2 separate regions of the Homo sapiens genome follow, and region 2 is linked to region 1. The links are chromatin contacts, found by Hi-C or POLR2A ChIA-PET in ENCODE. All regions are on one chromosome and are shown on one strand. Each heading gives the region's core, a stretch centred on a gene start or an enhancer-like site at or near the end of the contact. The rest is flanking DNA. Distances are from core to core; before and after follow the strand shown.

The links. Hi-C counts contacts between places; a loop is a spot of excess contacts on that map. ChIA-PET counts read pairs that join two places held with the same protein, here RNA polymerase II (POLR2A).
Region 2: a loop to region 1 is called in a map of naive thymus-derived CD4-positive, alpha-beta T cell, with 7 times the contacts of the local background. The contact joins the promoter of KRTAP4-4 here to the promoter of KRTAP2-1 in region 1. A Hi-C loop is called at or near these places in 1 of 168 maps with a recorded cell type or tissue (naive thymus-derived CD4-positive, alpha-beta T cell). POLR2A ChIA-PET finds 5 or more read pairs at or near these places in 2 of 52 experiments (GM12878 and PC-9).

The regions. Positions count from the first base shown.
Region 1 is chr17:41,045,228-41,048,881 of GRCh38, forward strand. KRTAP2-1 (keratin associated protein 2-1) reads right to left here and starts at 2,089. Exons shown (of 1, transcript NM_001123387.1): 1 at 1,314-2,089. The coding sequence starts at 2,040. The coding sequence ends at 1,654.
Region 2 is chr17:41,158,965-41,162,618 of GRCh38, forward strand. KRTAP4-4 (keratin associated protein 4-4) reads right to left here and starts at 1,784. Exons shown (of 1, transcript NM_032524.2): 1 at 685-1,784. The coding sequence starts at 1,727. The coding sequence ends at 1,227.

The sequences.
Region 1 (3,654 bases), core at 839-3,338:
CATTTTTTCATGTGTCTGTTGGCTGCATAAATGTCTTCTTTTGAGAAGTGTCTGTTCATATCCTTCACCCACTTATTGATGGGGTTGTTTGTTTTTTTCTTGTAAATTTGTTTGAGTTCTTTGTAGATTCTGGATATTAGCCCTTTGTCAGATGAGTAGATTGCAAAAATTTGGGAGAAAATATTTTCAAACTATGCATCTGACCAGGGGTTAATATCTAGAATATATAAGGAACTTGAACAACTCAACAGTGAATAATAATAAAAAATCCAATTAAAAATAGGTAAAAGACCTGAATAGATATTTCACAAAAGAAAACATACAAATTTCCAACACATATATGAAGAAGTGCTCAGCATCACTAATCATCAGGAAATGCAAATCAAAACCGCAATGAGATACCATATCACCACAATTAGAATGGCTATTATCAAAAATACAAAAAGATAACAAATGCTGGTGTGGATGTGGAAAAAAGGGAACTCATACAAGGTTAGAGGGAATGTAAAGTAGTATAGCCATTATGGAAAACAGTATGGAGGGTTCCCCAAAAATTAAAAATAGGACGATCATGTGATCCAGGAATCCCACTACTGAGTATATACGCAAAGGAAATGAAATCAGTATGTTGAGGAGATTTCTGCACTTCCATGTTTATTGCAGCACGATTCACAACAGCCAACATATGAAAACAATCTAAGTGTTCATCAATGGATGAATGGATAAAGAAAATGTGACACACACTCACACCCAAACACACAATGAAATACTATCAGCCATGAAAAAGAATGAAATACTGTCATGTGCAGCAACATGGATGAACCTGGGGGACATTATGTTAAGTGAAATTAACCAGGCACAGAAAGACAAATAGCACATTCACTCACTCCTATGTGAAATCTAAAGAAGTTGATCTCATAGAAGTAGAGAGTAGAATAGTGACTACCAGAGGCTGGGGAGGGTGAGAGGAGGGGAGGATAGGCAGAGATTGGTCTACAGGTACAAAGTTACAGGTAGATAGGAGGGATAAGTTTTGGTATTCTAATGTACAGTAGGGTGACTGTGGTTAGTAATATTTTATCATATATTTCAAAATAGCGATCAGAGAATATTTTAAATGATCTTACCATGAAGAAATGATAAATGTATGAGGTGACGAATATGCTAAACACCCTGACTTGATTATTACACAACGTATACATGTATGGAAACATTACATTGCACCCCATAAATATGTACAATTATGTGTCAGTTTTTTTAATTAAAAAATTAATTTAATACAAAATATTAGAATGAGTAAATAAAACCAAATCTTTTTGCAAGGCCAAAGAACAGATATTTATTAGAAAATAAACATGCCACGAAATCTTAAGAAGAAGGAAATTGCTTCTTTTACAGACTTCAGAATGGCCCAGGTCTTAATAGATGAGCCCAGTGCTCGGTTCCCTGCTTGGTTGATGTGGGGTTTTGTGGGCTCAGGGCAGGAGGTTTGTTAAAGTAGAGAAATGGGAGTGTGACTTTTTCAGAAGGTGAGTTACGCGTTCCGGGCAGTCAGTGCACTGCTCAGCAGGAGGAGGTCCTGCAGGTGGTGCTGCAAGGGGTCGGCTGGCCGCAGGGGGACTGCACAGACACAGGCTGGCAGCAGGTGGTGGCTCAGCAGGAGGAGGTCCTGCAGGTGGTGCTGCAAGGGGTCGGCTGGCCGCAGGGGGGCCGGCAGCAGGGGGACTGCACAGACACAGGCTGGCAGCAGGTGGTGGCCCAGCAGCAGGGCCTGCACACCACAGCCGTGCACGACGAGGGGCAGCAGGTGATGGGGCGGCAGCAGCCTTCCTGCAGGGAGCAGGGGTCGCAGCACACCGGGCGGCGGCAGGGCTCGCAGATGGGGCGCGTGCAGCGGGGCACGCAGGTCACGGGGCGGCACACGGTGGTCTGGCAGGTCACGGGGCGGCAGCAGCAGGGGTCGCGGCAGCAGCAGGGCTGGCAGCAGCCTCCCCCGTAGCTCAGGGAGGAGAAGGTGGAGCCGCAGCAGGAGCCGGTCATGGTGGTGTCTGAGGCTGGTGTGGGTTGGGCTGTGGAGAGGAGCTGGATGTTCTCAGGTGTGAATGTCCTCCTCCCCCTCTGGGCCCTTTATATACCCTGGCCGGGTGCAGGTGACCCTTTTCGTTTACCTTTTGGCCAATTAAGTAGAATTTTGTTTTGACTAATGGTTGCTTGTGACACACTCATTATCTCACTAAAGAGCTCTTGTTTTATCTCTAAGTATGGATGTACTCACATTGGGTGAAAATCTAAGAACTCATCGTCATTTGAGGTGATAGTAGCTCTTGATGCTTATTTTGAGTAGATAACACTGGATCAAATCTGGACAAAACGGTCTAAAAAAACTTCAGTTTTTAAAAGAAATTAAAAACATAGAGAAGTACATAGAACATTGAGTAGAGCCTATCCTGACCCCAATAGGGGACTCAAGTCCTTGGAAGCACCTACATGTGAAACGTGAATCACACGAGTGTTAGACAAGCCCTCCCACGTAGTCTGCTTGGGAATACGTTTGATTATCACTTGATATAGTGGGATACATAGGCCTTGAATAGGATAGCAGCTCATAGAGTTGTACAGGACAGACAAAAATTTTTGCAAACCACTAAGTGTTGGAATAAAACCTCCAAGACTGCCTTGCATGTTTTCTTTTCTCTAGTTCAGGTTCTGTGCAACTCTGGTCTTTCTGTCATAAGATGCTGATTTTTATCTCTGAAACATGTCATTTTTTAGCGTTGCCTTTCTTGTGCATGTAATGAAGAATTCTGTAATGGGAAATTTTTCTGAATATACCTTGTTGGCCGGGCGCAGTGGCTCATGCCTGTAATCCCAACACCTGGGGAGGCCAAGGCAGGTGGATCACCTGAGCTCAGGAGTTCAAGACCACCCTGGGCAACATGGTGAAACCTCAACTCTAATAAAATACAAAAAATTAGCTGGGTGTGGTGGCAGTGCCTGTAGTCCCAGCTGTGCCGGAGGCTGGGGAACGAGAATCACTTGAGCCCCAAAGGCGGAGGTTGCAGTGAGCCGAGATCATGCCATTGCACTCCAGCTTGGGCTACAGAGTGAGACTCCATCTCAAAAAAGAAATATGCATATATACTTTGACATAGGTGCTCTGATTAGCAAGTGACAAGAAAGGGGTTTTCAACCAACATTGCACACATATCCAGAACACTGTTCAGGGGTAGACGCATTGGGAGGCTGCCCAGTGTTCTGCTGTGGCACTGCTAAAAGCGTGATGGATGCGCTTCTTCAGGAAGTGTTGCCAGGGGCAGTTCAGGAACTACATGGGGGAAACAGTCCCATTACTTTCCAGCTTTACTCCTCCTGTTAGTCACCAGACAGGGTTTTGAATCACTTCGGGATCATTTTCTTTATTTGAAAGAATGTGCCTTGGGGCCGGACATCTAAAGCTCCCCAAATGGAATTTCAAGCATAATTTCAAAACTTTAAGAGGAATGTAAATTGACTGGACCCGGTAGTCACAATTAGGGAAACAGAAGAGGGAGATATCAGGCACAATCTCATCGCTAGAGACCTTTGACTCTCCTGTTTTACATTCTTTTCTTTGTTTACGGACGTGGGATTTTTGTTTTTCAAAGTGGTAACCAG
Region 2 (3,654 bases), core at 534-3,033, 110 kb after region 1:
CTACAAAAGAATAATTCAGATGTTCCTAGCATAAAGAAAAGATAAACTGTGATGGATAATCCAATTACCCTGATTGGATCTTTACAAATTATATGGATGTATCAAAATTTTATATGCGCATCTGCTACATATCAATAAAAAAGGAAAAATGTTTTGAAGGGCACTAATACTGAGGTTAGGAACACTGGTGTCTTAGATTGGGTCCCCACTGGAGCCGACCCAGGAGTATATTTGGGAGGTGGTCCCAAGAAGTGCTGTATGGAACACGAAAAATGCTCCAGGAAAGGGAGGGAAGTGAATACAAGATGAGTTAATGATCAGAATAGCCCTGTAGGTAGCTGGAATTTGGTGTCTCTGAGGACCACTGACATGCTGGTACAACATGCTCCCAACTGGAGGAGAAATAACTAAAGCATGTGTTCACCAACTCTCACTCATTTGTTGAATACTATTCCAAGAGGCTTTAACTCTACAGTCCAGAGCTTGCTCCTTGGCTAGAGAAACTCTTCAAGAAGAGAGTTCCAGGTGCTTGCTCTAAGAAACCACCATTGTATATTAGAATAAAGTGTGCTGAGGAAATAGAGGTGGTGCCCCTGAAATTACATTCTGCAGAGAAGAACAACAGAAAAATTGACTGGTAATTGACCACACTCAAAAAAGAAAAATAATGAGACACAGTATCTGTATATTTCTATGCCTGAAAATTTATTTAAGATTTATTTAGATAAATATTTGTTTAAAATGGAATAGCTCCATATGAGAAATTATGGCAGAGAGCAAATATTTCAATTAAGATAGTTGACAGATTTCAGAGCAAATTACAACTTATGTTCATTTGGTAGAGAGGTAAAATGTGGGGGGAGCATATATTTGGAGGCCAGATTCAATCTAAGAATTGGTTGGAACTGAAGTTTTCCAACTAGCTTCCCATAACTCAGCTCATAGATGAGCTACATCAAGAATGCTGGTTGATGAGAATCTGGTGAGTCCAGATGACAGCCTCAGCAGCAAGAAGCACTAGAGCAGGTTGGGCGGCAGCACATGGTCTGGCAGCAGTTGGGGCGGCAGCAACTGGAGATGCAGCAGGAGAGCCTGCAGCAGCTGAAGCCACAGCAGGAGGAGCTACTGCTGCTAGAGATACTGCAGGAAGGCTGGCAGCAGCTGGAAATGCAATAGCTGGGGTGGCAGCAGGTGGTCCTGTAGCAGGTGGTTTGCCAGCAGATGGGCTAGCAGCATAGAGACTGGCCACAATGGGGCCTGTAGCACCTGGACACACAGCAGCTGGGGCGGCAGCAGGTGGTTCTGCAGCAGGTGGTCTGGCAGCACTGGGGTCTGCAGCAGCTGGACACACAGTAGCTGGGGCAGCAGCAGGTGGGCTGGCAGCACACAGACTGGCAGCACTGGGGCCTGCAGCAGCTGGGGCGGCAGCAGGTGGTCCTACAGCAGGTAGTCTGGCAGCATTGGGGTCTGCAGCAGGTGGGCTGGCAGCACACAGACTGGCAGCACTGGGGTCTGCAGCAGCTGGACACACAGCAGCTGGGGTGGCAGCAGGTGGTCCTGCAGCAGGTGGTCTGGCAGCACTGGGGTCTGCAGCAGCTGGACACACAGCAGCTGGGGCGGCAGCAGGTGGTCCTGCAGCAGGTGGTCTGGCAGTAGCTGGGACGGCAGCAGTTCTCTAGGCCACAGCCCTGGTCAGAGCACACAGAGCCACAACAGGAGTTGACCATGGTGTCAGAGGGTGGAGGTTCTGGGTGGGTTTCCAGGAAGGAGGGTTTGGAAGGCTTGGAAGTCTCCTTGCCCCAGATCCTCTTTTATACCCTGCTCAGGGCTGATGTCATCGGATGCAGCACTCTTTCCTTGTCATTGTTTGTTCTGATGAGCAGGCAATTATCAAATTAGGCAAGTTTGTTTTTCTGCTTAAATTTGTCAACATGGAGAAAAGCATTATTTCCTTCCCCTGGTGTGTTAGGATTCTTCAGGTCAGCTCTTCTTGAACAACCTCTTGTGTGCCTCTTGCTGCAGCTTCCTCCTTGAGCTGCCATGTGACATCTGCCTGCAGGTACCATGTGCTGCAGCCTCATTTTCCTTAATACATTATGTCTGACCTTGGGTGATTTTAATTCTTCTAGGCCCGTAATTTTCTTTTGGTGACTCAGGAGGAGAAAGCTGTGCTTTAATCTCATGGCATGTTTGTTATAGATCAAGTGAGCAATGAAGGTTTGAATGTGAAACAGGTGACCAGTGGCATGAAAACAAATACTATTAGGATATATTCCTTGCCACCTTCCATACAATGAATCATGACCCATTTTCTAGATGTTCTACTGGGGAAAGCAGAATTGTTTTAAGGTGGACATCTAAGTCATGAATTATCGATGCTTCTTTTTCTTGAGAAACAACACTCCAAAACTCAGTTTCAGGGCCTTTAGGGGAAATTGGCTACAGAGATCAGCTATACTAAAAGGTTCAGGTCCCTCCGCTCTCTGCTCTGAGGGGCTGATTTTCCTTCTGACTTTTCCTTCCTGTCTCTCTGGCTTTAACAATCACATTGAGTCATCTCCTCTATTTCTAAGGTTTACTTGCCAACCTAAGGTAAAGGACCCAGTGTCCTTGCTATATATATATAATATATATATATATATATAATATATATTATATATATACATATATATACTATATATAGTATACACACACACGTATATACACACTATATATAAATATACACACTATATATAAATATGCACACTATATATAAATATACACACATACACACACATATATGTGTGTGTATGTATGTGTGTGTATGTGTGCGTGTGTGTGTGTATATATATATATATATATATATATACACACACACACGCACACATACACACACATTATGTCTGACCTTGGGTGATTTTAATTCTTCTAGGCCCATAATTTTCTTTTGATGTATATGTATATATATATATACACTCACACACACACAGGTTTGGGGGAATATATATATTCTGCCAAAGGACCTTAGGAATATATATATATATTATACATATATAGATGGGTAGATAGAGAACCTTATATATAGGTAATATAGGAATATATATATTTACATATTTATGAATATATAATATATATTCTTCATATATGTTTGTATTTAATAGTATGTATAAATATATATATAATATATACAATAACATATTTAGAAATATATATATTTATATATATATGTATTTACCTTTATCTCCTAAGGCCCTTTACCTTAGGAATATTATGCACACACACACACACACACACTCAAACACACACACACACACACTCCCCCAAACCTGGATGTTAAAGAAACCCAAGGAAGAAGGCAGAAACTTCCTGTCTTTGTGCCACCCTCCACTTTGGGATGCTCTTGGGTTAGCAATTTCTGTTTGGACTGGTCTCTCTGAGGATACTATGGACACCCCAACTCTGCTGAGGGTCTTTCCATAAAACATGCTCATCTAAATATTTGGGGGCCATGAAGGTAAGAAAAAGTGAATATGCCAAATGGCAGAACCATGTTTCCAAAACTACAGAAATACTCTCACAAGGAATCAAACCTAACAAGATGAAATATCAGAACCAATTGTAGATCAAATGAGTGGTTATTAATGCAGCATGGCAAACGAGATTGGGGAGGAGTGA